3 separate regions of the Mus musculus genome follow, and regions 1 and 3 are each linked to region 2. Evidence: chromatin loops called from intact Hi-C (ENCODE). Cell type or tissue: left cerebral cortex. All regions are shown on one strand.

Region 1 (8,000 bases), 150 kb before region 2:
AGCAGAGGCCATCATCTGCCCATCGCTGTCCTCTGAGGCTTGGGTTCAGCGTTTGAATGCTTGAGTTTGGTTGCCTCATTGGTAACTAATTGGTAGGTGGTTCCTTTGTGGCCTTTGCCAGTTAGCAGACGTATGCAAATGGAGTCTTCACAGAGTTTCACTTTCCTTCAAAATACAGCCAAGTCTTCTATGAAATGGCGGGTAACAACTTCTGTTTCTCCTATTCAAGTTTCAGAAATTGTCAAGGGTAGATCCTACTTAACTGTCAGTGGTAGAAGTCCCAGAAGTGGATAAGTCATAAAATGTCATGAGTATACGTACAAGCAGTTAAAAAATTCCTGAGGCGGGCAGGAAGTTCTTCATATTTATCCACACAAAGGGCCTATTTCACAGTGTTTCTCTTCTTGGTTGTGATTAACATGAGTGGGCGTCACTCAGAATCAATATGTGTGTGTTTTGATTGAGACCTAGATTTTTTTTTTTTTTTACCCATTTTAAAGAAATACAGAAGATCTGAAGGGCTAGAACCCTTTTCCTTTAAAATAACTTAGAAGGCGAAACCTGTTTTCACTTTCTCTAGTGCGTGTGTGTGTGATGTGTGTGTGTGTGTCTGTGTGTGTGTGTATGTCTCTGTGTATGTCTGTATGTGTTTATGCATGCACATGTCTGTGTGTGTGTGTGTGAGTGCATGCATGTAAGCATGCAAGTGTTTGCGTATGTGTGTGTGTGTCTTTGTGTGTATGTCTGTGTGTGTGTGTGTATGTCTGGGTGTGTGTGAGTATGCATGCACGTGGGCCAGAGGTTGACATTTCTCAACACTCTCCACCTTGATTTTTGAGATGGGGTTTCTCACTGAACCCAGTGTTTGTAGAGTAGGCTAGAGTAAGAGAATGAATGCGCTTGCTTCCATTTTTCCTCCATCCCAGTTCTAGAGTAGCCAAAATTGTGCTTGACGTCTTTTGCAGGCTCTGAAGATTCAAACTGGGACCTCCACTTTTCCTCACTCCTTCAAAACGAAGATTTTAATTTCCCCTGGAGTCCCCTGTCTTCATTGACTTTTAAAGAAAACATTTTAAAAGTTTTAAAGAAAAACAGCTTCAAAGTCGCAATATTAGATCAAGGAGCTATAGGCAGAAATCTGTTCCTAATTGTGACTTTTTTCTTCCAGATTTAAAAAAAAAATAGATTGTGTACTTGACTAACTCCAAAGTTGTCAGTCAAAAGTGACTTTCCTGTCACAGATCATCCGGTGTTTGCTGAGCGGCTATTGCCGCATGCAACCTCTCAGAGCTCTTGGTCTGTGAGAAAGGCAGATGCAAAGGAACGCAGGATGAGGGATTCCAGAGACGTGGTGACCAGAATGTAGGCAGAGGAGGGGAGACACAGGTCATCGGAAGTCGGAGTGGGAGGCTGGAGGCCGGGCTGAGTGCTCAGGAAGTACTCACCCATTGCTTGCTGTTACCTAGGCTCAGCCTGGGGGGCTGCTGGCTTCAGTGATGCACACATTCTGTTGCACCCCTCCCCCACTCCCCCAGGAGGCAGACACAGATCATCCTTCTCATTCACGTGTGTGTGTGTGTGTGTGTGTGTGTGTGTGTGTGTGTGTGTGTATGTGTGTATGTGTGTGTGTGTGTGAGAGAGAGAGAGAGACAGACAGACAGACAGACAGACAGACAGGGATGCACAAATGCAGCTATGTGCTTCCGTGCACACACACGCCCCCTGTAAGTTTGTGGAGGGTCTGGGAGGAATTGACTTTAGAACAGGGTCTTGACTGAGGTGGTGGGGGTCAAGCAGAGCAGCCATGCTGTTTTGTACCTTAAACATGTCCTTAAACGTCCCTGGAAAAAGAAAGCAGCCTTTTCCAGTGAGGGAGAAGGACGCCTCTCCATGGTTATAAGTAGATGCTAGGTTGGCATTTCATACTTGCTTTTTTTTTTTAAAAATAGATTCGTAACTATTTTTTTAACCAGACTCTTAACTGTGGGATTTGCTTAGCAAACCTGAGTTGCAATTCCACTTGTAAGTGGTCTTCTCCCCCAAACTGCCATTTCTGGTGTCAGCTACAAGGACCTAGCACAGAGCTTGCAGCACCTCCCTAGCTCAGGCCCAGCTCCAAGGTCAGCTTTCTGAGTTGAGGCTGCGGGGAAGTTCATGCCGAATCCCCAAGTCCTGTCTCAGCCAAGGTGAGGCCTTGGCTAGGAATGGACAAACCCCACCTGACACACACAGACACACACACACACACACACACACACACACACACTACCCATGGTTAGGTGTTTACAGCATCTAATCTTCAGCAATTAAAGAGAAGAAGTGTGGGTGGGGTAAAAAATAGCAATACCCACATTGTGAAGTCTTTGAGAAAAACAGGAAACTAGTCTTTTTTAACCAGTGATGCCCAGAACTGGTTATTGCAAAGAGCTTGTTTTCCTAATGTGATGTGGTCAGCCCAGCTGTGGCAGAAGTTGAATTCTGCTCATTATGACGGGCGTCTGTGGATTCATTTAGCTGACAAACCTATAGACAGGCGAGCATAATTATCAGTGGTAACCTGGTCATTATGGCCGGATGGTGTTTGGGGAAACAATGTGCCCCAGTCCTGAAAGCCGGTGAGAACATATGAAATAAGAACATTTGACCGACCCAGAGTTATTTCCAGGAGTTGTAAACGAACCAGGCCTGTTTGTTGTAAAGGAGCTGATAGAGTTTCTGTCTTCATTATTTTATTTTATTTTATTTTAATTTTTAAGTTGACAGGCAGCACTGGGTGTTAGTATATATCATTTTGTGACTTGCTCATCAGCCCAAGCTTCATGTACAATGTTTTAAACTTCTCGTTGTTGGCACCCAGTGTCTGGTTTCAGTTAAATCAGTTGAGAATTAAAAGTGGGGTCAGAAATGACTTTCATCCTCCTCAAGGTCACATGGATTCCCTTGCCTTGGTGGGCAGTGCAGAAAGGAACGACCTTGGGGAACACGATTTAGGCAATTGTCAGCTAGACTTTTGGCCTTGAGGAAAGTGTAGGCTGCTTCAGAACCAAAGCAAAAGGAGAAATCCCCATGGTCTCCACTGCAGTCTTTCACTGGGTTAGTGTCAGACAGGCGGAGGAGGCTTCCCCTCTACTTCCTGCTGTGGGTTCTGGGTCACTGGGGAGCCCATCTCCACCAGCCCTCTCTGCAGACTGTTTCTCAGTGGCGGTGTCATCTCAGGGATGAAGGGGGGCTAGACTTTTTCAACTGCTTATTGTTTTGTTTTGGGTTTTTTTTTTTTTTTTTTTTTTTTTTTGGTTGCCAAGCCAAGCTTTGGGTCTGTGTAGTGGAGGCTTTACGCTTGCCTGTTTGTATCAGACTTTACAGTTGTCTCTTTAATAAGTAAGCTACTCGCCCTTCTCTTTTGTGAAGCCTGTTTTCAGTGCATGATCCAGGCAGCATGCCTGGGATTAGCAGTGCCCCCTCTCCAGCTGACTGCCCAGGCAGTTCCAAAAAAGGCAATCGTCCCTGCTATTGATTTCTGTGGAGCATCAGTCATGTTGGAGTTATTTACCACGAGAGAGGAGTAAGCGTCTTGCATCTGTCTCTTAGGTTTAACACAAGGGCACTGTACAGCAAGCCTGTCTCCATTCTGATCTAAGGAGATATTTTTTCCTCTCCTTGGAGGCAGCTTGGCCAGGGCAGTTAAGTGGATCTGGGGAGTATGAAGGTCTTGGTTTTTTAACCCCTTGCTGCTTCTTAGTGAAAAGGGAGGACAGTGGATGGATGCTGTCTGCCACTTAGCCCTTCCCAGGATGTGGTAAAGTAATGAGATAATAGTTGTTGAGTACACTCAAACGCAGATGAGAGATAGTTCTAAAAGTGCCAGCCCTTACTGGGGGGAAAAAAGCTAACAACAGAACTAGCAAACAAACATGTTTTATCAAGACTCAGATTTCAAATGCATCTTAAAATCTGGTGTTTCTGTGGGGAAAACAAAGCCCTGGGGCATTATGATAATGTTGAAGTGGCAGGAAAAAAAAAATGGATTGGTATTGCATTCACTTTGTACACGCTTCCATGGTGGTTTCTGTACATTTTCATGTTTAAAAATATAATAAAATTATTTCCATGCTCCTAAGAATGTACCTTCGGCACTACCCCATCTTGACAGCTCCCTTTAAGCCTATGAATGGAGCACAATATAAAAAACTTGGGCTGTGGTGTTGGAAAAGGACTGGAGTCCCAGGATCTATGTAGGGTAGCTAGCTCACAACCACCTCTTAACTCACTTCCAGGGAATCTGACGCCCTCTTCTGGCCTCAGTGGGCACTACACTCACTCATATCTGCACACTCAGCCATGCACATACATAATTAAAATTAAAGACATTTCTTTTAAAGAAAAAAAGTACTCAGGAGAACTCTTAGGAAAATGTCTTTTGTTTTTCTTAGCATAGTGTGAGCAAAGTGTCCCCATCTGTCATTCCCAATACTGGGCTCCCCACCAAAGGATCAGTAAACACAAAAGTTTTGTATCATTTGACCACAAACTTATCTTGCTGTTACCCTTTCTCTCAAGTGTGAGACTTTATTGAGCAGGTGTAGAGGGATAATTCACAGTCTGGCAGAGGTGGAGGGGGTGAGTGGGTTAGCTCACTGCCTGGTAGAGGTGGAGGGGGTAGATGGGATAGCCCTCTGCCTGGCAGGAGTGGAGGGGTTATGAGGGGTGGAGAGAGTGGGATAATTCAATGGCAGGAGTGGAGGTGTCAAGGGGGTGGGTGGTATAGCCCATTGTCTGGCAGGGGTGCAGGGGTGGGTGGAATAGCTCACTCTCTGGCAGGGGTGGAGGGGGTGGGATAATTCATTGTCTGTCAGGGTGGAGGGGATGGCTGGCTCTGCAGTCTTGCCTTGCAGATGGTAGGAGCCTGGTTCCCGGCTCACTTTCATTTTCTTTCTTGGGATCCATATCCTTGCCTCCTTATCTGTGAGAAGGAAGCAGGCCCCCTCCTGCTGGATGAGACTTGGTGAAGGAAGTTGGAGGTGACCTACTCTCAGCTAGAGACAGGGGGTCAGGGAGAGCTGACATTCTCTGCCTGGGTCAGGTAGCCATTTGTGGCAGAGTGGCCCAGGAAGACCTTTGCTGGGGAGAATTAATTGCTTTAATACTGACTGGCTGTAATCCAGCCCGTCTGGAGTTTGCTTCCTGCTCCTGGTTGTCATTTGAAGCTGGCTGAGGAACACAGTTGTTGTCTATGGACACACTTAAGAAGCAGCTGTGGTGTGCTTTCTCTGTACATAGGAATGCCGAGTTCCTGCCAGAGAAAACTTCACTTTTATCCAGGTGACACCACATTGATGAGTACTCTGCCAGCCTCCTTAATTTCATATCCTTAATTAAAGATCAGGTATCACGCTTTGATGAGTCTGAACAGTACGTTGGTTTTGGCTGGCCTTTTTTTTTGCTAAGCGTGATATCTTTATGGTGGAGTTGATACTCCTTGCAGTAGGGAGATTGTCTTGTGCATTGCAAAATATTTCCCAACATCCCTGTCCTCCACCCAGTGGATGACAGTAGCCCAACCCTACTCTCCTGCCAATCTTAACAGTCAGAAGGAGCCCCTTGCTCAATGTCCCCTGGGAGGCAAAATGTCTGCACTTGTAAGCCTCCATAGGCTATCAAGAAATCTGAAGCCTGTGCATCTGCCAGCCCCAACCAGACGTTTATCAGCAGCACAAAGCCTGAACTTAAGATCCAAGTAGGAACGCAAGGGTGGGGAGAGTTAAGTTTCTAAATAGTGAGTATTCCAGTTCCTAGTCTGTGACTGTGTGAGTAGCAATCCCTATCAGGGGACTTCCCCTGCTGGCTTGTGGCAGGAATTCCCTCTCCCCCTCTCCCAAAGGCTGGGACTTCCTTCTCAAGGACTGCCCATGCTTCTGACTCACTTAATTCTTCTGTCTCTTCTTTTCAATTTTCTTCCCCCTGTGGCTGCCAGTAACTGGACCAACCTTGCTGCCTCTGACAAAGACGGGAGCCATTGAGAGTGTCCCTGTCAGTGCAGTGCCAGGTCACTGTGTACGCCTCCAGACAATGCGTCTTGCTATTCTTACATGTTTGCTTATTTGATAGTTCTTCCTGGTCTTTTGTGGCCTATGTTGGGGAAGACTGTTTTATACACTATTGACTCAAGTCCTCAGTTTGGCGATCTGGCAAGAAACTGTGCCATCCGCGGTTGGCAGTTTCTGTGGTACTCTTATTACATTGCCTTAGGCTAATTCTAAATCCGGTTATGTAAGCGTTAGGAGGGGTAGCTTCGAGTGCCAGTTACCATTTGTGACATTCGTCTAGAGGGGAAACAGTCCAGATTTCCAATGCTAGATATAAAAGTGAACTTGGGGAATGTGACTCTTTTTAAATAAGATGAGGAGATGAGAGACAGGCGAGCAGGTGGCATAGACCAGCTGGTACCCATTACAAGTGAGGCTTTCCATAATGCTACAGGGAGATGCTCTTGGTAGCGAGGTCAGAGTTCCTGCTTCTGTGGGGCAGAGCCTTCCCCTTCATCCCAGGCTTAGAGAGCTGACAGATTGAAACAGCTGTGGCTTGCTCCTCTTCTAAGGAATAGAGGAAGCGTGCAAATATTTCCTCCGATCCCATTTGGACATGCCATGGAGCACAATCTTTACCAAATGCACAGTCTGCCAAGAGAAGAAAAGAATAGTCACTGTGAATAGAGATCCCAACGACCAATGACTGTAAGAAATAACCAGACAAGTTCAGCTTTAAAGAGAAAGAAAGCAGACCACCTATGCTGTACAAATTTGTGATGAAACTAAGAAAAGGTTAGTTACAAGAGAAGCACAAAACCCCCAAGTCCTTGTTTGTACGTCAAATGATGAAAATGGGAATCTCCAGTGTGTCACACCAGGAGACCCCTCCTCCTGGACCCTAGACGGTCTGAGTTCCCGTTATCCTGTGTGCATTCTCCCTTCCCTCTAAAGTTGTCAAGATGGACACTGTAGACAGGCACAGTTGACAAAGCGAGACTGTGAGAGTGCTGAGCCAGTTACTTCCTTTGGAAAGTTTCTAGAACACCTTACTGATGATTTTAAAGTTGGGTTCAGGCTGCCCCGAGACATTGGATAGTGTTAGAAATGAAATATTAGCCTGGTGGACACTTCCTATTCTGGGGGCTTCCGGTCTTGAATTTCAGAGAGCATGCCATTAAATAATATCCAGACACTGTGTGTCCTTTGTTATGGGACCAACCAGTCACAGTTGGTTTTCAGTAGTTCGGAGATCTGTGGGCATCAGAACCATGCCACACAGCACTGTACGTCTGTTTGTTGAATGAATCAGTGAATAAATGAGAAGGGAAAAAAACCAGTTCATCATGAAGAAGATTTGTATAGAGTGTTTATATTTATTCTTTGAGAATTTTGTACAAATGGACAGTGTGCTTGGTTATATCTCCTCCCAGTCCTTCCCTCCTCTCCTCCTGGGTGTCTCTAATACCATACCCTCTTCCCAACACCAGGCCCTTTTGTTTTGGTTTTAAGTCCACTGGGTCCAATTAGCATTGCTCATATGTGCATGGCCATCCACTGGAGCACGGGCAACCTACCAGGGAACATTTTTTAAAGGAAAAGTAAACGCTAATTTTTCCCTGGAAAAATTACAGGCATTTTCCAATAATTATGTTACTGCAAAATTTAAAAGAGCAGCATGTATTTTTTTTTCATTGTTGCTCTTAAGCAAGGACAGCAGGAATAGATGGTCATTTCTAGAGACAGAGGTCATGGCACCCGCTTGCCAAGTCATCTAGAGGGACACAGGTGTAGACAGTCTCTCAAGTATACTGATAGGTTGATATCAGAGAGTAACAGGCACTTCTTACAGCCAAATCAATTAAGACAATGAGTGAAGAAAAACGGTGGTTTGAGCTGCGTAAGATAGGTTTTGGTTTTGGTTTTGGTGCTGGCTGTGCAGGACTGAGCTTCTTTCCACGTCTGACAGCACCGAAT
Region 2 (8,000 bases):
ATCCTTCATGCTGCTGGGTTCTGAAGGTGACTCAATATTCTTTCCAATAATTTCCTATTCGTCGACTGGGCTTATTTGACTGGATTTCCGGTACTTGCTTGCAAAGGGACTTTCAAAAGACATTACTTTTTATGATAGAGTTCTGTTGCTGTAATCAGGACTGCATCCCTCACTGAATTGTCGCCCTCTATAGGATTGACTGCCCAACTTCCAGTGGCTTATGACACCAGTATCATAATCCACACTTAGACTCAGGGTGCTCTACAAACTGTTCATCTAACCCAGGTCATTTTCTCTGTCTCTTCCATATAGCCCCGTTTTTTGAGTCAGTCTATCTGTCTCTCTGTCCTTCTCACTCTCTCACCCTCTTCCTCTGCCGCACCTCTGTATTCAGAGGTCATCCTCTAGTGTTATTTCTGGGCAGCTCATCTTGATTTTGTGGTAGGCCAACACTGGACTGGAACGCACAATAGTTAAATCTGGCTGTCTACTGAGCCTCAGCTTCTTGTCCTACTGAGCCTTGTCATCAGTACTGTGACCACAAGTATATATCATGCTGTTCTTTTCACATTGGTCTGGGGACAGAAGTCCTATCTGCATGTTTTCGAGGTGAGCACTTTCCCAACTGAGCTATCTCCCTTGCTCCTGTCCTCCTTGTCTTAGTCAGGGTTTCTATTCCTGCACAAACATCATAACCAAGAAGCACTTGGGGGAGGAAAGTATTTATTCTGCTTACACTTCCATACTGCTGTTCATCACCAAGGAAGTCAGGACTGGAACTCAAGCAGGTCAGAAAGCAGGAGCTGATGCAGAAGCCATGGAGGGATGCTCTTTACTGGCTTCTTCTCCTGGCTTGCTCAGCTTGCTCTCTTATAAAACCCAAGACTACCAGCCCAGAGATGGTCCTACCCACAAGGGGCCTTTCCCCCTTGATCACTAATTGAGAAAATGCCTTACAGTTGGATCTCATGGAGGCATTTCCTCAACTGAAGCTCCTTTCTCTGTGATAACTCCAGCTGTGTCAGGTTGACACAGAACTAGTCAGTGCACTCCTCTTTAGAGCTCTCTAAACCTTATTTCCCTGTGTCACTGCCTGGGTTGGAATGGTCTTTCCTTTCTTCTTGGCCATACATGAGATCTGGATTAGACACTGGAAGCTTTTCAGTTTCATATATGACCACTCTGGAAAAAGCGGGCACAGTTCTTATTAACAGCAGCGAACAATTTGCCTAATGAAAACTGAGTTTAAACTGCTAAAGAAGTGAGAGAGCTAAACTGTGTTCTTGGCTCACTGGGAAGGAGTGTCTTCCTTTCATAAAAACTTTAACATTTCTCAGCACTGAGGGAGGAGCCAAATAGCACCAGTGTTCTCCCAGATGTAAAGGGCATGGTGGGGTCTGTATATAGAGAGAGCATAAAATAACTTATCAGACCCCTACTTTGTGTGTTCAGTGTCAATGGATTACACCCTGAACTGAAGCAAGAATGGCAGAGGAGAAGCCCACTGGATGAATGGTTTTAATACTGTCTGATGACAATAAAGCCAGAGATGCTGGAGTGAGTGGAGAGATGGATCAACAACGTCAAGAGTATTGACTGCTTTGCCAGAGGACCCAGGGTCAATTCCCAGCATCTACTTGGTGAGTCACAACCATCTGTAACTCCAGTTCCAGGGAATCTAAACGCCTCTTCTGACCTCTGTGTGTACCAGGTATATATGCTGTACACAGACATATATGCAGGAAGAACACCCCACATGGTAATTAGTAATAATACTATTAATAAAGCCATAGATGTTGAATATATTTCTGGTGGGAGGCCAGTGGAAATGGGAAACACTGCTGGTGTGCACGACAGGCACTCTCATTTTAGGTCCATGGAACCACGCCATAAAATAGTTCACACAACATTTGTTACAAAAAGAAGCCCAAAGAAATTATTTCTTTCAAATTTTAGGCAAAAGAAACCTAATCTGTACTTTGTGCCAATCACTGTCATGGTGACCCACATTCCTGTGGGACTGGCAGCACATGGTACCTACCCCTGGGCCTTCTCACTTGTACATTGGTCCCTTGCATTTTTTCCCTTATAAGAAGCAGTTTTCAATATCACAGGAGTGGAGAGGGATGCAGCAAGGACAGGAGGGAGGGGCTGAGTTAGAAAGAGTCATCAAAAAGCAAAACAGACAGAGTTGTGTCCTGCAAACACGACATACGGGATTGCAAGACTCTTTTGATGGCCGCGCATATGGAGAAGGGCTCTCACTGCTTACGCTCGCCACTGCATTTCTTCTCCATCCCTTCTGGCTTCCTGTCATCCCTTGCCAAAAGAAATGTTTTTCTGTCATTCTTTGAAATCATTTCAATTCTGTTTTGGAGTGGGCTCCAATTTGTTTTAAGTGCAGGATTTCACACCAATGCGGGAATCAAAACTTTAAAACTTGGGGGTAGAGCCTGAAGAGGAATAAATTCACTCACAGTGATTTTTTTTAAAAGGCCCTCATTGAGATCAAAACGTCTAGGTGTCCGAAGCCTGTTGCAATGCTGAAGATCTCACAGTGACTTCAAAAACTAGTTTGTAAGTCCCTGTCCAGATGTGGCAGTAGTGTTTGTTTGTGTGTGTGTGTGTGTGTGTGTGTGTGTGTGTGTGTGTGTGATTACTTTGCATGTGACAAACATTAAGACATTGGGGATTTGGTAAATTAGCCTTCCCAGCCACCAGGTGAAGCACAAGCATACAGGAGGACTGGGTTTCCCAGGAGAGAGGAGGAATCTTACAGGATGGAAACATGAATCTGTCTAGTTAACTTAGCCATAACTGCCAGTGTCATCTCTGGATTCTTCACCCTCATGCACACAGCCATACGGGTTTATTGTTTGTTTATTTTTGTTTGTTTGTTTTTGTTTTTTAATAGTTTTTTTTTTAAAGAAGAGGCCATCTGAAATGTTGGAAATTCGGAAATCTAAAGAAAGAACATTGTGCGTCAAAGATTCTAAGCTGTACAACCTGACTCAATATGAAGCACATGTTAAGAGGGTATGACTTTGGACAAAAGCCATGATTCTTCCTTCCCTGTGACCTGTGGGTCACTTGAATGCCTGTCTCAGGCAATGTCTTAGGGTGGAGCACGAAAAAAGAGGCAAATTTCTGGGGGCCACCTGGCTCATGAGGATAAAGATAATCTCTAATAACTCTCAATTCTTCCAAGCAATGCCATTGGGAAATTTCTTCTGGAGATGACCTAGCCTAGATGATCCCAAATTTTTGTCTTCCTGCGCCCCCTAGTGTGGGATGCTTAATATTTCCTGGGTCACAGGGTTAATACTGAAAATCTGTCCATTCTTAATTACCCTCTTTGATGAATGAGAGACTTAGAGGAGAGATAAATTAAAAATAGATTAAAGTTGAGGAATGGATTAGATTAGCAACTGTGAGAGTTTCAGGCTACACTTGTTTAAGAAGGGAATTGCCTTGATATGCTCAGGGCCAAGCTGTAAAAAAGGAGGCAGAGCTGTCATTGGGTAAATCAGAGTATATCAGACTTAAAAAGCATGCCTGCCATCATCAGGGGACCTGGTGAACGTATAGATTTTTGATTGTTTCTGCATGGGCCCTCCACCTCTGTGTCTTTATTACAGTCTCAAGGGAGGTAGAGGATGCTGGTCCATGGATGACTCTTTCCTCTATCATGCATGGCGGTGGCTCCCCTCATGCAGGGCCTTTGTGGCTCCGCCAACCCTTCCAGGAGTCCTCAGCCACTGTACAGTGGTTCCCCGAATTCATTTCATTTCAAGAACTTTCAGGTTGCTAGCTAAGTTTTCAGAACCCAAGAAGAATTTACCAGCAGAATTTACTGCTTGTAGCAGTGAGTGGCTCATCGCCAGCCATATATTACCTTAAGATTATTTGGGTAGTTTTTTTTCATCTATTATTTGCAGGCAAATGAGCTTTTGTACCATTTTGTTCCTTCTCTGAGTCCCTCACAGTGCAGGCCATATAGGAGATCTCTGTAAAGTGAGTGGGCAGCTTTCTGCTGTAGGCTTTGTCTCAGAAGTATGTCTGATCTCCTTGTAAAGAGTGAACTTTGAATCTGAGGGGGCAGAGGACAAAGGGTTGGGATGGTCTTGGGGCATCATAAAGGGACTCTCCCTATCATAACTAGGGAGAACTTGGCATCTTGTAACATTCATGATAAATATTCTTTGGCCTTGGACCTTTTACCCAAGAGCCTCCTTAAGGCCAAGGGTTCTTCTTCTTTTGACTTCTACTGAAGTTCACATCATAAACACTCTGTGTGAGACCATCCAGACTTCCCAAGCAGAGAAAGAACAAACCAAAGTGTTACGGAAACAGCACACACTATTAAAGAAAAAGTATTACATACTTTGGAAAACTAAAGGTGAAAATTTCAACTCAAGATAAAGTTATGTCAAGAGAGATTTGAAAATCTTTTTCTTTTTCTTTTTCTTTTTTTTAAATCTTCATTGTGATGGGTCATTTTATTGTGAAAGATGCTTACTGTGAGCTCTACCATGAGAAATGGGCTGTGGTGCTGAGGGATAGGCCAGACACTCAAGGGATGAGTGTGTATCACAGGTCAAATGCCCAGTGAGTGTGTATTACAGGCCAGACATCCAGTGGATACATGCGTTTCACAGACCAAGTGGAGGAGGCTATCCCACAGGCCAGATATCTAGTGAATGTGTGTCATAAGCCAGACATCGAGGAGATGAGTGTGGATCACAGGGTGAAAATTCAGAGGATGAGTGTGTGTCCCAGACCAGAGACCAAGTGTGTGAGTGTGAAGCCTGACTGAGGAAGATGCTGATGCAGGCTGTTTCCTGTAGCACTGAGTGAACTGGCTGTTCTAAACTTGCATCTCTTGTTTGCCCATGTAGTGAGTACATATCATGTGAGTTCTTTTGTGATTGGGCTACCTCACTCAGGATGATGCCCTCCAGGTCCATCCATTTGCCTAGGAATTTCATAAATTCATTCTTTTTAATAGCTGAGTAGTACTCCATTGTGTAAATGGACCACATTTTCTGTATCCATTCATTTGTTGAGGGACATCTGGGTTCTTTCCAGCTTCTGGATATTATAAATAAGGTTGCTATGAACATAGTGGAGCTTGTGTCCTTATTTCATGATGGAGCATCTTCTGGGAATATACCCAGGAGTGGTATTCCTGGGTCCTCAGGTAATAAATAATATGTCAAATTTTCTGAGGAACCACCAAACTGATTTCCAGAGTGGTTGTACCAGCTTGCAATCCCACCAGCATTGCATTTACTATCTACAGCATTGTCAATATTGGCACTCATAGGCAGAGCAGATGATTTCTGAGTCTGCTAACAAACTATAGTTATTTTAATTACCAGATTATTGTCTTGACCATCAGAAGTATCAGTTGAGGGAGTTAGTACCTATAGAATAGTCATAGTACCTGCCTTTCTATAACCTCCTCCTTTGGCATCTCTGTGAGTTACCAGCAACTTTACTTAAGTATCTCCAGTCAAGAGTACAACCATCTCTTGTTGTAAAGCATTTTCTATTGTTAGAAAAATAATTTGCCTTCACTGTTATAATTTTAGAAGCCAAGCGTAGAAGTGTAAAATTGAAATTGGGACTCTCTTTACCACTGTCCCTGAGTCAAGCCCCACTGACAGTTGGGATGATGTTCCTGCATCTTCTAGAATCTGCTCATGTGTTGAGAGCAAAAGTACAAACACTTACATTTTGAAAATGCATATTGAGTATAATTTAACGTTAGAGTGATCTTCATTTGTCAATTACTTTTTCTACAGCACCACTTTTAAATGTCATATAAGCATATTTAACTTCTAAATAGTTCTATTAGTAGGACCTTTTCTTTCTACCAAATACAAAATTTCTCCTTGTTGTTTGCCCTCTGAAGTCACAGCTGGTAAGGTACCAAACTCCTCTTCCCCAGGTTAGCTTTCAAAACCACGAAGAGGCGCTCATGCCTCCGGGAATCTATATTTTTTAAACAATTTTTAAAATAAAAATTTAGTTAAAATATAATTGCATTATTTTTTTCCTTTCCTCCTTCCAATCTTTCCCATGTCCTCTCCCTCTCATATTTGTGACCTCTTTCTCTTTGATTATTATTGTTACACACACACACACACACACACACACACACACACACACACACACACACACAGAAATACAACCTGCTATATTTATTGAACGTTGTGTGCACACGATTTCAGGGCTGACTACTTGGTACTGAATAACCAGTGAGGGGTGATCAGCCCTCAGGGGACTGATTCTCTGTGTCAGCATTGCTTAGTTTCCTGCAGTCCCGTCTTCGGCCCCAGGAGACACCCCCTTCCACAATGGTGTATCTATTGGTGTTATTGTGCAGGTTTTGTTCAGGCAGCCATATGGCTGAGGTACTGTGGGTGCAGTTTCCCTACCAATTCTAGGAGACAATCTTGCATCAAACTTCCCAGATCTTTGGTTCTGAAGTCTTTCTCTCTCCCACAACATTCTCTGAGCCTTTGATGCAGGACCTGTATTGTCTGTAGCCATTGGGGCTGGTCACTCTGGGATCAGCCAATCTCTGCATTTTGACCAATTGAGGTTTGGTGTAATAATCTCCATCTGCTGCAAAGGGAAATTTCACTTTTTAAATCCATTTTCGATATAAAATGGTAAATAATAGCTGCATATATTTAAGTAAAATTTTCTGAGCACCAAACATGTTTTTGGACTAATGACTCATCAAACAGTTAAGGTGGTACCCAGCTTCATTACATTCAAAAAGTTTGCTCAAGCCCTTTTTGTGTGGTGTGGTGTGGTGTGGTGTGGTGTGATGTGGTGTGGTGTGGTGGTGGTGTGTGTGTGTGTGTGTGTGTGTGTGTGTGTGTGTGCTTGTTAAGAAAACTTAACATGAACTCCAGTCTTCTAATTGCCTTGAGCTTATAGTTCTGTATCATATGCTGTGGTAGCTTGTTCAGCTATACATACCTAGTCCTTTAAGCATTGACCAATAGCTTCTCATATCCCTCCTTCCCCCAACTCTGGAAATCACTACACAAATCTTCGCATGTATGAGTTTGGTTGTGTTTGATACCTCATACATGTAGAAATATGCAGGTTTTGCCCTCTTTGACTGCCTTATTTAATTTAGTATGATAACCTCCAGCTTCACCCATGTTGTGATTTATGAAGGATTTTCTTCTTTTTAAAGCTTTAATGGTATTTCATGCCATGTATATACTGCATTGCCTTCTGTCTGATCCCTGATGGACATTTAAGTTGATCCTGTGTCTTGGACATTGTGAATAATTCTGAAAATGACAAATCTGTAAATCTGGTGGACAAAAAATCAGATGTGAAATTAATAGCTCGCATGGCAGTGCTATTTTAAGTTTCCTTGAAGAATATTTGAGAAGAATTCTAAGAACATACCATGAGTTTTGGGCATGCAGACACACATCTGCAATCCTCGGCCTTGAGAAGTAGAGGCAGGAGGTTCAGGAGTTCAAGACTACCCTCAGCTGCAATGTGATTCTGAGGCCAGCCTTGGCTACATGAGGTCCTTTCTTACAAAAAAGGGAATATGCAAAAATGAGGAAACATGGTGCTGAAAAAGTATATAGCAACATGCAAAAGGGTGGATAAAGACCCCTTCTTTATCTTATAATGTTTGCAGAGAGAGAGAGAGGCAGAGACAGACAGAGAGACAGAGACAGAGAGAGGCCTTTAAGAAGAAATGTGATCTAGATTAAGATCTGAAGAAGAAATGAAATTTATAGGTGTTAAATTCAACCCATTGCCTCAGTCTACTGAGAAATGCTTACATGTCAGTCTGACGTGTGTACGCTTTCATTTCATTTCTCTTTCTGAATTACAGAAATAATCATCTGAGTTGTAGACAAATGTCACCATTTATGTGCACAACATGGCCAGGGACCAGTTTTGATTGTACTCCAGATCCTCTCATGAACATTTCCAGATCCCTCTGGTGC
Region 3 (8,000 bases), 230 kb before region 2:
GGGTAGCGATTTTTTTTTTTAATGTCTTGACATTCGGTAACTGTGAAAACTGTGAATGGAAACCTAAAACATCTTAGTTATTATCTGCCTTAAAGCAGAACCAGAGTTCAAGTCTCAGGCCCGGAATTCCAGAGGCTAATTTCCACCCCTCCCACGGAGTCACCTGCTCCGGGGGAACCCCGGCCAGAAAGCCGGGTCGCGCCAGGTCAAATCTTGTGCGTCTCTTGTTTACTCCGCCCCGGGCAGGGCGGCGGCGCGGACAGGCGGGTGGGGAGAGGGTGCTACGGCCCCGGGAGCTCCTGAACGCTCGAATCCAAAGAGTGGGCGGCGCGCGGTCGAGCTCCGTGGAGAGCCCACCCGGAGGAGGCGCTCCGGGCGCCGGCACCGCCCAGAAGCCAGTGTCTGCGCTCCAGCGCAGCGACCTCTTGGGAACCTCCCTTGAGGGTGCACACGAGTCCACACACGCTGGGTAACGGCCCGAGGGAGCCCCGGTGTCCCCCGGGTGTTGCCGGGCTGGGGAGGAAGCCAGAGTCCCGGCCCCTACTCGCTTGGGATTCCCTTCCCCTCCCCCAGCCCCGCCCAGCTCTCCCAGGGCTGGGTGTGATTTCAGTCCCTAGCAGAGAACCAGAAGCGCGCAGCTGGAGGTGGCAGCTCGCCCCCTTTCCCCCGCTCGGCCCCCCAGGAAGCCGGCAGCTGCTCCCCGCACCGCTGCCCTAGCCTATTTGAATACCCAGACGAGGGCGGGCGGCTTCCTGAGCAGGGTGCACCCGGGGCGCCCTGGGGAGTGACCCCGGGGAAAGCAATTGGGGCGTTTCGAGCTCGTGAAAACTTCGTGCTTCCGCCCCGGCACGGAAAATGCTAGTGAAACACACTGTGAGCTCCAGGGGCTGCAACATAATTCCCCACCACCACCCGAATTGTTAACAAAATCGTGAGTGCAGCTGGAGGGTGAAGAGGCGAGAAATCCTTGGTACGCGGGCAAAATGTAAGGATCCCACAGATCACAAGGAACCAGTACGTGGGAAAGGGGGCTAGAGAGGGAAGGGAATGGGCGCGAAGGAGGTTTCCACACCCTAGTAGGAAATTCTCAGACCGCTCCAGACTCGCCAGTGTTTCTGCGTGGCAAGCCGATACCCGCTCTCAGCGGAGATCTCGGCTCCGAGGCAAGAGAGCGCGACCGCGACCTTCCCTCCCCGCGCGCCCGCATCAGGGCCAGTCCGGGTCGCACATCCTTCGCCCCGCTGGCCTGCTCCAGACTGGTTTTTCTGGTTCAGCCTCCCTCCCAGGGACGCGCTGGGGGATCCGATGACGTCGCTGGCTGAGTCTCTCCCTCTTCCTCCCTCCCTCCCCTCTCCCCCGCCCGCCCTCGCCGCGCACTCCTCCTAGTAACTTCTGTTCGGGGAGGCGCTGCCAGGAATAACCCGGTGCGTCCACAGCCCGGAGGGGAGGTGGCCGCTGCGGCTCCCGCACGCCGACAAACTGCGGCCCGGGTCCTGCGGCTCAAGCCCCAGCCTAGCGGCCCTGGCCCCCGCCCTGGCTCCATCTCCTAACAGTGTCCGAAAATAAATAAATATATAAATAAAGACAAGAGGAGCCTGGGCTGGCGGTGGGGATCGCCTCCCTCCCTCCTCCCTCCCTCCACGCCCGCCCTCCCTCTGTCCTTAAGGAAATGCTACCAGACACCCCCCACCAGACACGCTCAGCCTGGGCGAGGAGCAGCCGCCGCAGCAAGAACAAGGGCACCGGGGGGCTTTCCTCCCCTCCTCCTCTCTCTCCTCTTCCTCCTCCTGCGCTGCGGTGACTTTACAGGTGAGCGGCCGCCGCGGCTGCGAGGATCCCCCCCACCGCCCGCCGCGTCGCGCCCTCCTTCGGCCGCTGTCACCCGGACTGCCGGGAGCTGACAGCCGCCCGAGGGGCTCGCGGCCGGGAGGCTGGCGGCCGGCGGGAGGCGGGCTGGAGGTGAGGGGGTGGAGAGCTGGAGAGCGGGGCGCCGCCGTGCGCTGTCTCTCCCCGGTGGAGGAGGGTCTCCGCAAAAAGAGAAAGAAAAAGGAAAAAGAAAAAAAAAAAAAGACATCTTCGGTGACTGTGGCACAAGTATTTGCCAAGTTGAGTCTTGGACATTGAAGCTTGCCCGGAGCCCGAGCAACTTGAAAGGTCCTCTGGCTGGGTAGCAGCCTCCCTCCACGCTTCGACTCTTGGGTACTGGGTGCAGCCCTGGGGTGCGTGGAGGGCGCACCGGCCGCTGGCAGAGCAGAGCGGCGGGAATCTAGGTCCCTTCTCGGCTCGGTAAGTGGCCTCGGTTCTGTGTTTTTCCTGCCTGCACCAGAGATCGAGCTTGTTTCACTTTACCCTGAAATCGCCTTCGCCCAACTCCATCGCCCCCTTCGCGGCGCGCGCCCCCGGCCGCTTTCCTGGTGGCCCAGGGGTAAGGGTCGGAGGAGGCGGGGATGGGGGAGACCTAAGCAAGGGGGGGGGGGTCGGGCGCATTAGGAAATGCGGGGAATACCCTGGCCGAGGTTCTATGCAGATGAGGGGAGGCTGCTTTGCGTAATGTCCTGGGGGGAGGGGGCCGCGCGGGAGCGCTGGAGGCAGGAATGTGCCTGGTTACTAATGAGGGACGTGCACCGGCGCGCACCGCCGGGCCACCGCTGCGGCTGCCGCGGCCGGCGGTCCGTTGTCAAGTAGCGGGGGAGGGGGCGCGGCGCGGCGCGGGGCTGGGGGCGGTGCGGGCGGGAGGGCGAGCGGGCGAGCGGACGGCAAGGGCCGGGCTGCCGGCCTGCGGCCGAGCGAGCGCAGCGGAGGCGCTGGCGCTGGGCATTTCTGTGACTCCTTTCTCCTCCCGAGCGAGGAAGGAAGGAAGGAGAGAAGGAAGGAAGGAAGCGAAGAAGGAGGGGACTGTCTCCATGGAAGGTTCAGGCGGAGGCGCCCTCGCCTTGCGGGTGCACCGGCCGCAGAGCGGCTCCAGCCGCCGCCGGCTGGCCCCCGGCGCTTGGAGACGGGTGGGGGCGGATTGCATGCTTGTTTGTGCTTCTGGTCGGGGGATCGGGAAGAAACATGTGTGTTTGGGCAGTGCACCGCGAGGAGCTGGGTCTGCGCCTTTATGTCTGTTCCCTGAAGTGGGTGGAACGTTGGCCCGTTCCGGGAATGTTCCATGACGTGGTGCAGCCACAGGAAGGGGGTTAACGAGGGGCTCTCTGCCGCGGCGGCTCTGCTGGCTGCTATCAAAGCAGATGTGCTGCTGCCGCCGCACCTCTCACCTCCCTTCACCCCCAACCCCCTCCTTTCCATTCTGTGCGTCTGGTGCTGGTAGGGCTAAGACAGGAAAACATAGCGTCTATGTATGTGTGTGTGTGTGTGTGTGTGTGTGTGTGTGTGGTGAGGGTGATGTGTCTGTCGTATTTGGTGGGGGAACGACTCCAGATCAGCCTTGCCATCCCAGCTGTTATCACAGATCGGTGCGCTTTATACGCATGTGCCTCCCGCGTCCTGTCCCTCTTACATAACATATCCAGTGCAGCAGAGGACAGGAGAAAATGCGACCCCAACCCTCCACGCTCAGTCTCTGTGGAGGCTAGAAGGTCGGAGAGGGTCTCTGGATGTTGTGCTGCAGGGATGCGGCTCCCAGTGGGGAAGAGACCGAGGGGAAGCAGGGTCTCTTGTAGTGGTTCCTCAGTCGCCTACTTGAAAGCATCTAAGTGCAAAGGACTGCAGGAACTAGTCCTCTGAATGCGAAAGCTTTTGACTTGCGTCGCCAAGGGAAAGTGGGCGCTCTCACCTCGGAGACGCAGAGAAGAGAAAGGGTCTGTAATACAGTCGCCTGGAGGAGACCCGCAGAAACGTGCTTGGGCTGAGAACAGAGGGCAGAGGGGTTAGCATAGAGGCGACCAGAGGAATCTCTTGATAATAGGTTACACTGGAAACCCCAGGACACCTGTAATGGCTTAGAATTCACACAGGAAGCTGTGTGTGCAACTGACATTGCAAAACCCTTATGCTCTGCACAGTTATTTAGGCCTAAAATGAACACAGAGAGGCTTGCTTCCGGTCCTTTCATTATAATAGAAAAATTGAACTGATTTTTTTCGTTCTTCCTTTTCTGCCATTTTAAAAATAACTCTATTTAAAAACTATATTGGTACTTTCTTCCACTTCCAAAGCAAGACTTCAATAACTCACAGGAGGGCTGTTTTTGTTTCTTCTTCTTCTTCTTCTTCTTCTTCTTCTTCTTCTTCTTCTTCTTCTTCTTCTTCTTCTTGTCAATGCAGAGTCCTTTTCGAGGGCTATTTTTTTCTCTTCAGCAGTTTCTTTTGCCTGAATAATCAAACCCAGAAATTACTTGAAGTATTAATAAGATTCATACTAATTACATTTTCAGTACCCCCCCCCCCAGAAAAAGGCCATGGAACTTTAGACCCATTTCCTTTAGTGATAATGATTCTATTTGTCCTTGAGCAAACCAAGTTGTTTTAGATATATTCACATATCGTTACATACATAAATGTGTTAGGATCTGTGAATGCCTGGTTGCTTATATGTCTTATAGGCATGCCAAGATACAATGTTACAAGTTACCTAAGACGGTTGTATAATGGGCTTGCTGGGTTTGAGTTTTAGGATGCGGGTCCAGCAGTTTTATTAAAACTGGAACGCTGTGCATGTGAATAAGGTAGAACTCATTTTTTATTGCTAAGAGAAAATTCTGGTGGAGCCCTAACGAGTCGTGATATCAGGTTACAACTGCATTCTTATTCCAAGCAGTCAGGGAGTCTGCAATATCCACAGACGGACAGTGTGCTTCGAGTGTCATAATCTCTTTGACCACTAGGCTTGAAGTGGGCAGTATAGTTCTCATGTGCAGAAAAATAAAACATTATGATTACAGTATATATAATTAAAATAAATGTTATGATAAAATAAATAGTACAGGGCCGACTCTTTTGAAAATTATCTAATATAGTTTTTTTTGCTTTGAGAATAGGAGGGGCATAACACAATTGACATCTGTAATGTGTTTCAGTGATTGTATTTTATTAGATTAATTATTAGTACCAACTAATATTTATGTATTTAAAGTTGCTTAAAATTAAGTAGATTAAAGTTGATTTGGGACAGTTAAGGAGGATGGTAGTCAATATTAATGATAGTACAGATTTAGGATATGTACTGTTATATACTATAAATATAAGACAGATTATATTTTAACTGGTTAGATGGGGGGTTGGCAAAATAGTATTGACATAGATAAAACATTTCTGTAATAAATGCCATAAGAAGAATTTATTTCTGGTAACATGTCACATAAGGAAATGGTCCTGTTTGGCTACATTGGAAGGTTACCTAGCAGAATCTCTTGATTGATCAGCTCCCTTTCCATGGGATGCATTTACAGATCTTCTTGTTACTATGAAACAAAACAGAAGACAACATATACGCAGGCGTGCCTTGGAGAGTAATAGCGCATGTGTCAGCTTGAACTGTTGGCACTGTGACATTATTCAGAAGTCAGGTTGAGTGCCCTATGCTTATTCCGGTAAAATGATGAATTTTATTTTATACTTCGGCAGTGTGTTGTGTCTCTGTGTGTGTGTATGTCTTTGTGTGTGTGTGCGCGCGCTAAGGACTTCATTTCAGCCACAACAACAAATAATAAGTTTGCTATTTGTGTTTCTTTTCAGCTCTTGACTTGGTACCTGTAGCTAGCAGAGTTTACTTTGAAAACTTCAACATAGGAAAGACTGGTAGAAAATATTTGGCATGGTGAAAGTGTGGCGCAGTATTAGATGTGAAGTATTTGTAACCTGGCGTGGTGACTGTTCTAATACTGGGAATGTGGCTCACAGCAGTTGGATATGTGCTGTGGGTCGAAAGGCTTGCTCCTCTCCTGTTAGCTATCATACAGTTTTCACACATTACTTCACACCAATGCAGGGAGAACTTTTTGTTACTTTAGTCCTTTATATCAGACCTGCAGGTGGAGAAGTGGCTCTCTTGTATACCTCTACTTGAACATTTCAGAATTAGACTTCTCATTTACGAAGTTGCATGTGAATTCACTGTGGGTCTGTGGTTTGACTAAGCCTTGGTATGTTGGTGTTGTGACTTTTAGAGTGGCATCAGAGAGAGGAGCCAAGGGAGTTTGCTAACTCTGCTTCCTGGAGTTCGGGTTTCATCTGGAACCTCAAACTGTGCAGGTTAAGTGGGTGTGTTTTAGTCACTGAAGGTCTTCACTAATGCTGATGCTTTCGTGAGGGTTTTTCTTTGAAACTGTGGGTGAACATAGAGTATTAAAAAAAACAATAGGGAGGGGCTGGAGAGATGGTTCAGTTGTTAAGAGCACTGACTGCTCTTCCAGAGGTCCTGAGTTCAGTTCCCAGCAACCACATGGTGGCTCACAACCATCTGTGATGGGATCTGATGTACTCTCCTGGTGTGTCTAGAGAGCAACAGAGTACTCATATGGATAAAATAAATAAGTCTTTTTTTAAAAAAGAAAAAAACGATAGGAAGGCTTTTATGATAACAAAGTTGTATGTGCTTGAAGGAAATGTCTGAGAAATGGTGTTACTTTCTTACTGGTTCCTGGTGTCACAACAGAGCGGTGCTGCCTTTGTGTTGTTATGGTAAAACTTAAACAGTTTGAAAAATCAGTATTTGGTAAAGGTGTTAGACAGCTTTTAGGTCGTTTGGAAAACTATTTTAGCATTAAATTGTTGTGACCTAATCTAAAGCTTCACAAAGGGGATGTGTTTCTTGTCCCCATTCAAATTTGACTTCTCTGTGATGATCCAGTAACGTGGGCCTTGGTTGGCTATGTGTTTGAACTGAACCAGAGCTGATTGAGTTTCTGTCACCTTGGTCTGGAAGCAAGAGTCAAGTAAAGAAAAGAGGATGGGAAAGTTTTGAAAGAACAATGTAATTGTCATGAGGTTGGGAGATGTCCCTGTGTTCTGGGGCTGAAATCAAGCCAACGGGGGTGGAGGGCTGATAGCAAGAGAGAAGCGATAACAAGATAAGGCCAGACCTTGAGGGTCAGGCCTCCTCCTAGGCAGGTTGTGACCGCATGAATGATTATCCAACCAGGCAGAAATGAGGCCCGCTCCTAGCAAATTAGGCTGTTTGATGGCCATGTTATTGGCCAGGCTAGAAGATGGTTGTTGGAAAGTGAATGTCCTGGGGCTGGATGAAGATGGATAACAGACATCTCCTTTGTAGTGTTTGTTTATCAGTCAATCGGTTCTGACCCTATGGAAGTTTCTAATGGCACTGGATGCGCTGACTTCAGCTTGTACTACTATTTGTAGTCATACGGAGTTTATATTTCAAAAATATTTATTTGGGGACTCTAATAAGCTGGATTAGCCTGTATTATTGATCCAATTGATAAATAACTACAAATTCAGAGCTTTTTAAATCAGGGTCTTTGTGTTAAGTAACCAATTAATCTTTGGAGCCATGTATGAACTATGTGTTTCTCAACAACTAGTGAAGAATGAAGCTTTACAGTTCTCCAGATAATTTATTTACATGACTGCAAATGTCAGCATTTGATTTTCTATGATTTGGGGTCAGAGTAACATAATGTTGAAGGAAAAGAACTGGAAACAAAGACTTGTGAGGATAGCTTTCCTTTCACTTGTATCATTTTATTAACACAATCTCCATCTTATTTATTACTGGAAGATGTAAGTCTCAGTCCACAGTTCAAGTCCGGACTCTGTAGACAACCTCACTGCAAGACAACACATCACTTACCTCCAACTTTCAGGTTTCTTTTTTAGCCTGGAGAAGATGTATCATTTACCAGTAAACCTTACTTATACTATAGAATTAAAACGTCCAAGTCCTGGAAGAATAAAAGTGGAAGCTTCCTGCTTCCAAAACTGGAAAGAACAGAAGGAAGGAAGAGAGGATTTAAAACTGGGAGTTTTGAAGGCTGAATAAAAGAAATGAACGGGTGTGGTAGGGTAGAGTGGAGGCGGTGAGGTGGGGCGGGGCATAGG

What was found. Hi-C counts contacts between places; a loop is a spot of excess contacts. Peaks named below come from ENCODE experiments on the same cell type or tissue, not always from the same donor. Only the 100,000 strongest peaks of a DNase experiment are listed, where the experiment ranks them.
Region 1: it touches region 2 in a loop (2.5-fold over the local background); 5 of 42 quality-filtered maps call a loop at or near these places.
Region 3: a loop joins it to region 2, with 2.9 times the contacts of the local background. A loop is called at or near these places in 20 of 42 quality-filtered maps.

The regions. Positions count from the first base shown.
Region 1 is chr10:14,042,829-14,050,828 of GRCm38, forward strand. The region is part of intron 1 of Hivep2 (human immunodeficiency virus type I enhancer binding protein 2); the gene reads left to right. Among named protein-coding and RNA genes, the nearest start is that of Hivep2, 80 kb to the left of the region's middle. In left cerebral cortex, CTCF peaks have their summits at 4,290 (motif pointing left) and 5,854; DNase peaks (open chromatin) are centred at 2,035, 3,493, 4,293, 5,897 and 1 more place; H3K27ac peaks cover 3,753 bases.
Region 2 is chr10:14,197,278-14,205,277 of GRCm38, forward strand. No RefSeq gene overlaps it. Among named protein-coding and RNA genes, the nearest start is that of Gm51759, 74 kb to the left of the region's middle. In left cerebral cortex, CTCF peaks have their summits at 186 and 3,293 (motif pointing left); DNase peaks (open chromatin) are centred at 2,204 and 3,270; H3K27ac peaks cover 1,559 bases.
Region 3 is chr10:13,964,412-13,972,411 of GRCm38, forward strand. Hivep2 (human immunodeficiency virus type I enhancer binding protein 2) reads left to right here and starts at 1,968. Exons shown (of 9, transcript NM_010437.2): 1 at 1,968-2,286. In left cerebral cortex, CTCF peaks have their summits at 421, 1,899 and 4,821; DNase peaks (open chromatin) are centred at 345, 582, 1,340, 2,008 and 4 more places; H3K4me3 peaks cover 5,771 bases; H3K27ac peaks cover 4,737 bases.